Regions from separate parts of the Homo sapiens genome. Here region 1 is linked to region 2. A link is a contact called in ENCODE Hi-C data. All regions are on one chromosome and are shown on one strand. The core of a region is the stretch at or near the end of the contact, and the rest is flanking DNA. Distances in the headings are between cores, read along the strand shown. Region 1 holds the start of NACC1 (nucleus accumbens associated 1). Region 2 holds the start of LDLR-AS1 (LDLR antisense RNA 1).

What was found. A loop is a pair of places that touch in the nucleus more often than their neighbours do. Pooled maps may share reads with other maps.
Region 1: a loop to region 2 is called in a pooled map, with 10 times the contacts of the local background. The contact joins the promoter of NACC1 here to the promoter of LDLR-AS1 in region 2. A Hi-C loop is called at or near these places in 2 of 37 single-sample maps with no recorded cell type and 6 of 50 pooled maps.

Annotation. Positions count from the first base shown.
Region 1 is chr19:13,115,899-13,120,042 of GRCh38, reverse strand. It overlaps NACC1 (nucleus accumbens associated 1), which reads right to left and starts at 1,779. Exons shown (of 6, transcript NM_052876.4): 1 at 1,589-1,779. TRMT1 (tRNA methyltransferase 1) reads left to right here and starts at 3,303. Exons shown (of 17, transcript NM_001136035.4): 1 at 3,303-3,390; 2 at 3,612-3,897; 3 at 3,991-4,046. The coding sequence starts at 3,644. RefSeq lists enhancers at 1-232, 233-734, 2,010-2,159, 3,120-3,309 and silencers at 1,170-1,219, 1,770-1,969.
Region 2 is chr19:11,086,970-11,091,399 of GRCh38, reverse strand. It overlaps LDLR-AS1 (LDLR antisense RNA 1), which reads left to right and starts at 1,741. Exons shown (of 1, transcript NR_163945.1): 1 at 1,741-2,332. LDLR (low density lipoprotein receptor) reads right to left here and starts at 1,937. Exons shown (of 18, transcript NM_000527.5): 1 at 1,785-1,937. The coding sequence starts at 1,851. RefSeq lists enhancers at 597-776, 494-1,087, 1,088-1,683 and a silencer at 847-1,106.

The DNA.
Region 1 (4,144 bases), core at 530-3,029, 2.0 Mb before region 2:
CCAGAACGAGGAGCTCCTTCAGTCACCCTCCTGGAAGGCCACTTGAGTGACTATGGGTTTGGGCTGAGGGTCAGACAATCCCAGTTCAGCCACTGTCTGCTCATGTGATCTGAGACAAGCCACACCACCCCGAGCCTCAGCTTCCTCGTCTGGACCCCAGAGAAGGCCTAAGTTGAACTGGTGGTGGTGAGCCATCAATGAGCTCATCCGACCAGCGAGCTCGGCACAGGGCCTGGCCCAGGACGAGTGTCCCAGAGGTAGATCCCTGGGCCAGGGTGTGAGTGCCTGATTTGATCCCCTTAACTCTTCTCTGTGCCCTGCCTTCACCCCGTCGGGAGCCTCCAAACCACCATCAACAGAGTTTTACATGCTCATTCCCTCTAATTCTTCACCCCCAGGGAGATGGCACACAGAACTCAGGCTCAAGGAGTTGGTGCCTGGGAGGCCATGGTACTAATATATACGATGGTTGCTGTGAGGTCCCATCCACTAGGCTTGAACCACCAGCTTCTGGCCACAAAAGGTAGAGAAAGAATGCAGGATCCTAAAATACCCAGGTAACGTCTGCTGGGCTGCCTCCCTGTAGATATATAAGGTGGGGGTGGGCAAGGGCCACCTTGTGATAAACAAGATGCCTAAGCTAGGTGTTCCAGACTGTCTCCAGCTGCCCACACAAACACCCACTGGCCAGTGCCTTTGAACAGTTGGCAGAGGCTTGCCCAAGGGGTAGGGTCAGGACTCTAGAGGCTTCAGGGATGAGGTGTGAGAAAGACGGAACCCCTTAACACTTGAGTTGGGGGCGGTGGGGGGCGCATCTTAGTATATACCTTCTGGTCACACCAGCTTTTCCTGACCTGCCCCCACATCCCCCCTAGCCTAGCCCAAAAGGCTCTGCTCTCTCGACTCCCAAAACTCCTACAGCAGTCCCTCACCTTACCTGATCGCCCCCACATCTAGCCTCCCCCTCCCCACATCTGAGTCCTGACCTCATGTGACCCCCGGAAAACATCTCTGGGATCTCCTATCCGCCCCCACACGAAGTAACTCCGCCCACACCCGCCGTGCCCCACTTCCTGGGCTTCTCCTCAGCCGCCCCCAGGCCTGTAACTTGACCCACCCACCTCCTCCAGCGCCCAGGCGGTACCTGCAGGCCCGGCCCCTCCCCGCCCCCCTCCGGCCGCGCCGCTCTCCTCTCCTCCCCCACTCGGCCTGGCCGGAGCCCGACTCCTCCTCCCCCTCCCCCTCCCCCTCCGGCATCCACGAGAACCTCCTCACTTTTCCGCCTCGGACCCTCCAACTTCCCCGGATCCCCGGTACCTGCCCCGGCCCGACCTGGCCCCCTCCCTCGCTGGGAGACGGGGGAGCGGTCCAGGTACGATCCTGCCGCCCCCAAGCCCTGAAGCTCGGGCTGGACGCTCAAGGCCGCCCGCGGTAGCTGGGCCTCCACACACTCGCCTGCCCGGGCACAGTGCAGGCTGCGGGCCCGGCTCCTCCTCGGTCCGAGAAAGCACCCAGGCCCTCCCCACTCAGCCCTCGGGCCGCCCCGGCTGGAGGAGGCCGGAACCGGGCCTGAGGCGGGCCGCCTCACCTGCGCCGTGGCCGCGCTCCGGGGGGTCCCGGCGGGCTCCGCAGCGGCGGCTGGGGCCGGGCCTGGGCCCGGGGCGCGCCCCGCTGCGCCGGGGCCTCGGCCTCCGCCTCCGCGGCCTCCGCGGCCTCCGCCTCAGCAGCAGCGGCAGCCGCGGCGGCCATTCATTGTGGGCCAGGCCGCCCCAGCCGAGCGCCGAGCGAGCGCAAGCCGCGCTGCCGCCGCAGCCAGGCCAGGGAGGAGCGGCCCCGGCCCCGCCCGCGCACCGCCCTCGGGCCCCGCCCTCCAGGCGAGGCCAGCCGAGCTCCGAGCGCGCCCCTTCTAACCGGCTCCGTCTCCTCTCTATGCCCCTGGGGGATCCTCGCCAGTACGTCGGCTCAGCTCGATGGTTCGAATCCTGGCCCCGCCACCTTCTAGTCCCGCGACCTTGGGCAAGTCGCTCTACCTTTCCGAACTTTAGTTTCCTGTAAAACAAAAACAATAATGACTGCTGTTTATTGTGGCAGGCACTGCGTTACATTCTTTATGGGAATTAGCTCGTTTAAACTACACAGTAACATTTTTTAGTGAGAACTGCTACAGACACACTATAGAAAATAAAGGCAGCTGGGCGCGGTGTCTCACGCCTGTAATCCCAGCACTTTGGGAGACCGAGGTGGGTGGATCGCCTGAGGTCAGGAGTTCGAAACCAGCCTGGCCAATATGGTGAAACTCTGTCTCTACTAAAAATACAAAAATTAGCCGGGCGTGATGGCATGCGCTTGTAATCCCAGCTACTCGGGAGACTGAGGCAGAAGAATCGCTTGCACCCGGGAGGCGGTGGTTGCAGTGAGCCGAGATCATGCCACTGCACTCCAGCCTGGGCGAGACTCCGTCTCAAAAAAAAAAAAAAAAGAAAGAAAGAAAGAAAAGGAGGCACAGAGAAATGAAGAAAGCTGGTCAAGATCATCACACAGCAAGGAAGTGATGGTAGGTGCCAGGATTTAAACACAGGCTCAAAAGCGACAATAAGACCTAAGACTTTTATGATGCTTACCGGATGCTAGGTTCTGTTAGCATTTTACCTGCACTAACTCGTTTACTTCTCACTACAACCCAGTAACAAATGGTAAAAAAAAGTTCTGCCCATTTTGCAAAAGCGGTAACTTAAGTTCAGAGTTAACAAGTCGCAGGGCGAGCTGAGACTGGAACCCAGGTAGCCGGGACCACTTCGCTGTCCTGCCTTCATACACTGGTTAGAACTTTACCGAGCGCTTACAATGTTAGAGTGGTTCTTTGCACACTTTCCAGGAATCTGTCATTTAATCTTTGCTCTATCTGAGAAACCACGATTCTCATTTAATAGGTAAGAAAAGTGAAGCCGCGGGAGTAACCTGCCCAGAGCATGTGATGGGACTGAGATTCAAACCCGGTAAATCCAACTCCAGAGCCTGAGTCATTCCTGCAGGGTGCTCTGAAATAATGTGTATATAGCACCCAGAACACAGAAGAGGACCAATAAGTGTTGGGTTTCTCCGCTTACCGCCCCTTTTCTGAGCCACAACTTCCTCATCTGTGAAATGGGACTAGGGACGTGTCCTCTCCCAGGGGATCCACTGTGATTAACACCCCCGGAACAGCACGATCAGCGCGCTTCCTTTATGGCTTTCATTTTGATCCCGGCCGCCCACCGTACGTTTCCTCATTGACTGGCCAACCACTATCATGTGATTCGCCCACCCACTGTGCCAACATGGCGGCGCCCAGGTCCTAATTCGGGAAACGTGCACCTTGACTAATTCGGTTTTCTGTGGCTACGAGAGCAGGTGAGGACGGGCTAGGCAGCGCGGGGAGGGATTCGGACTCGGGGCGGGCCTGCACGAGGGCATCGGCTCCACAGGGACCAGTCATCCCCAAAACGAGGGGATATCAGCTTACCGAGGCCGCAGGTTTTCCTAGTCCCTACCTCATAGATATGTAGGACATCCCCGGGCCCGGAATGCGGCTCTCTGACCCTCTCTGTGCCCTCCCCCGCCCCCCGAACCAGGCTTGGCGGGCGGAGGCGCCAGCGGATGTCTCATGCAAGGATCGTCTCTGTGGCTAAGCCTCACTTTCCGCTCCGCCCGGGTGCTCTCTAGAGCCCGGTTTTTCGAGTGGCAGTCTCCAGGGCTGCCGAATACAGCAGCGATGGAGAACGGCACCGGGCCCTACGGAGAAGAACGTCCACGTGAAGTCCAGGAGACGACAGTCACCGAGGGGGCTGCCAAAATCGCCTTTCCCAGTGCCAACGAGGTCTTTTATAACCCGGTGCAGGAATTCAATCGGGACCTGACGTGAGCAGGGGTCAGACGTTAGCCTGGCATCGGCTAGTGGGTCAGTGTGGATGGCGGGGGCGGGGTATGAGCTAGTCCTCTGTCTCCCACCAGATGTGCTGTGATCACCGAGTTTGCTCGCATTCAGCTTGGGGCCAAAGGAATCCAGAGTGAGTGGAGGTCCAGGCTTCTGGTGGGCGGGGGTCACACAAGTTTATCTCCCTGCCTGGGCTCTTCTGCCGCCCAAATCCAGAGGGGCTTCAGCCAC
Region 2 (4,430 bases), core at 492-2,991:
TAAAAAATAAATAAGTAAATAAAAATAAAAGAACAATCATCCGTATTTCATTACACCCTCCCTCCCTCTCTGGCCTCCCAGAGGAAACTGGTGTGTTAGTTACAGCGTGAATTTCAAGGCAGTTCAAAGCTCTCCATCCAGTCAAAGCCAACCCCCTTGCCAATTAAAAAAAAAGTTTCCTGCAATCCTTGTGTTCATCAGGCAATCCCAATCCTTTTCTAGGCTAGGCTGGTTCTCAGGAGGGAAAGGGCCATGTAGCTGTTGTCTAGGGCGAGGCTGTCTCTCTGCAACTAATTTAAAGCCACCTAAAAAGCTCTAACTCAGGATCATGCACTAACCAGCCTCTTGTGGAAATCTAAAATCTAATCCATTTCACCCAGAGGAAAAATCGCCGCTTGGACAGCTGAACCGAAGCCATTCACAGCCTCTGAAGAAGCGAGGCCACCCCAGGGGGTCGGTCCCGGGGGATAGCTGCCCCACCGTGGCTGAAGATCTCGGCTGCAGACCAAGGAGGGGCGGGGAGATTCTGAGGCAACGTTTCAACCTCGTAAGGAACCGAGGCCTTGAGGGTGGCCGGGGGCCCCTCTGTGAACTTGATCGGGGCTGGTGGGGCGAGGGCGCCCCCCAGGACAAGGTGGGGACGGAGGTGTCGCCACAGAGCACAGCGGAAACCGGGGACTTCGCCAGGAGGGCCCAGGATAACGGAGGGCGACTCGTGTATGTCGCGGAGGCGGCTCCGGGGACCCGGGACTTGTCGTCGCCTTTGTGACAGGAACCGCGGAGGAACGCCAGGCCTCCCCTGCATCCGCCTCGCCCCGGACAAGGTGAGGCTCAGACTTCCGCGCCAGCCCCGCCCCGCTCGTACACAAGCCCCGTCCTCCCGACGCCCGCCTCCGCCTCCACCGCCTCACATTGGACAAGGGGAGTGGCTCGAGGGTGGCCTGTTGGACTACACCCAATGGAATTCGGGGGGCGGGCCAAAGGGGCGGGGGCAGGGGCGGGAGGGGGTGGCCCCCGTCCCGGAGCACGCGGCGGAATCCCGGGACTGCACCCAACTCAGGATGGCAGTGGCGCCCTGGGGTCGCGCAAAGCGGATCGGGACCCCTGAGCCCGCGGTGACCTCCAGGCTGGACATCCGGGTCTCCAGTCGCCCTCGCCCCCAGAAGGACTTAAGGCGGGGGTGGGAGTGATCCCTTGTTTTAGGACTGGAGGTCCCCACACCCAGCTCCGAGTTAGAAGAGAGGGTCCCGGCCGGGCGCGGTGGCTGACGCCTGTAATCCCAGCACTTTTGGGCAGATCACCTGAGGTCGGGGTTCGAGACCAGCCTGGCCAAAATGGTGAAAACCCGTCTCTACTAAAAATACAAAAATTAGGCGGGCGTGGTGGTTGGGCGCCTGTAATCCCAGCTATTCGGGAGGCTGAGAGAGGAGACTCGCTTAAACCCGGGAGGCGGAGGTTGCAGTGAGCTGAGATCGTGCCACTGCACTCCATCCTGGGCGACAGAGCTAGACTCCGTCTCAAAGAAGATGCGGTCCCTCACCCTGTGGAGACTTGGGGGACAGCGGTGCCCCGTTTCCCTTAAATCCCTCAGACTCCTCCCGACCCTCGCGCTCCCCTCAGCGCCCCCCTCCAGCGCCCCCTCCAGCCGTTTGGGAAGGACCCCGTGCCATTACCCCACAAGTCTCCCAGGGATGGAGTGATTATTTGTACCCAAAAAAATAAATTCCCAAGGGCCCCCCGGGGGCTCCCTCTCAACCTATTCTGGCGCCTGGAGCAAGCCTTACCTGCAGTCCCCGCCGCGGCGAGGAGCAAGGCGACGGTCCAGCGCAATTTCCAGCCCCAGGGCCCCATGCTCGCAGCCTCTGCCAGGCAGTGTCCCGACCCGGATCACGACCTGCTGTGTCCTAGCTGGAAACCCTGGCTTCCCGCGATTGCACTCGGGGCCCACGTCATTTACAGCATTTCAATGTGAGGTTTCTAGCAGGGGGAGGAGTTTGCAGTGGGGTGATTTTCAAATGTCTTCACCTCACTGCAAGAGGAGGAGTTTCGAACGGCCGATGTGACATCGGCTTTTTAACCCGTGAAGCTCTGATTCCCACTCCAGTCCTTCGAAAGTGTCGCCAGGGCAGGCGACTTGATTTGTTGTATTTGGGTCTCCGGTGAAGAGCTGACGCCCCCTCAAAATTGGAAACGCATCTTCTGAAAGATCCTCCTGAAATTTCTCGATGTTTAACTGTTAACATTTTGCTGTTGTTGTCCACAGAAGGATAACAACAGCCTTTCAAGATCCTCCAATAGCCTAATGCCATTGTCCTCTCTGCCTCAAAAGGAAAACACTAAAAATGTTGGGAACTTCCGCCACTTTCTATATTTGCCTTTTCCTTTCTAGGAATTGTGTATAGATTTTTAGCTTCCTTTCGTTGTATATTGTTTTTACATTGTTATTCCAAATCACCTAATAGACACTGATCAATCAGGAATTTAAATAAAATCTTCACAAAAGTACAGCCAAAAAAATATTTTTTGTTTTGTGGGATCCCGCCTTTGGCTGAGTATAAACATCTGAAAAATCAATTGTACGGATACCTGGAGTCTGGACGTAAATATTGATTTCTCCCCTTAGGAGAAGGAGTTGAACAAACAGAAGGGCGGTTTCCTCTCCCTCAAAGCAAAATCAAAACAAAACAGGGCTTTCACAGTTGAACTTGAACCCCTAAGCCACAGAGAGCTGGTGGAGACCAACTTTTAGAATTGAGTCTCTTTGGGGACTCATGGGGTTGCCAGAGGCCTCTTGCCAAAAAGGCACATGTGAGAAACTTGCCTGAACCCCACACAGGGCTGGGCAGTCTTGGCGGTTCCCCCAGGAATAAGCTGGATTTCTCTGGGATTTTGCAAACTGACTTTGGCAGGCAGTGCTAACCTCTCAGCAGGATTTTAGGGAAACCTAGGAGACCAGGCAGAAAAGGGACAAATTGAACTCTCAGAAGGACAAAAAAAAAGATTAATCAGGGAAAATAATTTTTTAATTATTTTTATTATAATTTTTTAAATAATTATTTATTATTTATTTATCATTATTTCCAGCTGTCACTCAGGCTGGACTGCAGTGGCGTGATCACAGCTCTCTGCAGCGTCAACCCTGGGCTCAAGGAATCCTCCCACCTCAGCCTCCTGAATAGCTAGGACCACAGGAGTGCACCACCATGCCCAACTAATTTTTAATTTTTTTTTATAGATGGGGTCTCACTATGTTGCCCAGGCTGGTCCCAAACTCCTAGCTTCACTCAATCCTCTTCCTCTTGCATCATGATGCCTCTCAAATTGCTGGCTTTACAGGCATGAGCCACTGTGCCCAACCCAGAAGAAGAAATTGATGATAAGAATTTTTGGCAGTTAAGACTCAGTTTCAGAATTCGGCCTTGGACAGATAAATTAGCTTTCCCAACCTGTAAAGGGGCCATCAAAATGCTTGAACCTACTTGGCAGGCTCAGTGTCAAGGTCAAATTGAAATAATTAGCGGGCTGGGCATGGTGGCTCACGCCTGTAATCCCAGCACTTTGGGAGGCTGAGGCAGGTGGATCACGAGGTCAGGAGATCAAGACCATCCTGGATAACACAGTGAAACCCCACCTCTACTAAAAAAAAATACAAAAAATTAGCCGGGCGTGGTGGCGGGTGCCTGTAGTCCCAGCTACTCGGGAGGCTGAGGCAGGAGAATGGCGTGAACCCGGGAGGTGGAGTTTGCAGTGAGACGAGATTGCGCCACTGTACTCCAGCCTGGGCGACAGAGTGAGACTCCGTCTCAAAAAAAAAAAAAAAAAAAGAAGTAATTAGCAATCACCTAGAGAAGTTTACAAGGATAGGCAAGTTCTAGGAGCTGCTGCAACGTTTATAAATGTGTCCCCATTGAATCCCATTCCTTATGCCATTTGCGACATTAAACAAAAAAGTGAAGTCTGGATGTGGTGGCTCATGCCTGTAATCCCAGCACTTTGGGAGGGTGAGGCGGGGGGATCACTTGAGCCTAGGAGTTCAGAACAAGCCAGGGCAACACAGTGGGACCCTGTCTCTACAAAAAATACAAAAATAAGCTGGACATGGTTGTGTGCGCCTGTAGTCCCAGCTACTCGGGAGGCTGAGGCGGGAGGATGGCTTGAGCCCAGGAGGTCAACGCTGCACTGAGCTGTGGTTGTACCACTGCACTCCAGCCTGGGCGACAGAGTGAGACTGTGTCTCAAAAATAAAGATAAGTTTAAAGATTCAACTTAAAGCAAAAAATAAGTAAATAAAAATTTAAAAAGTAAGTATCACTGGATTTTTTTTTCTTTTTTTTTTTGAGACAGAGTCTTGCTCTGTCACCCAGGCTGGAGTGCAGTGGTGTGATATCGGTTCACTGCAACATCCTGCTCCCAGGTTCAAGCGATTCTCA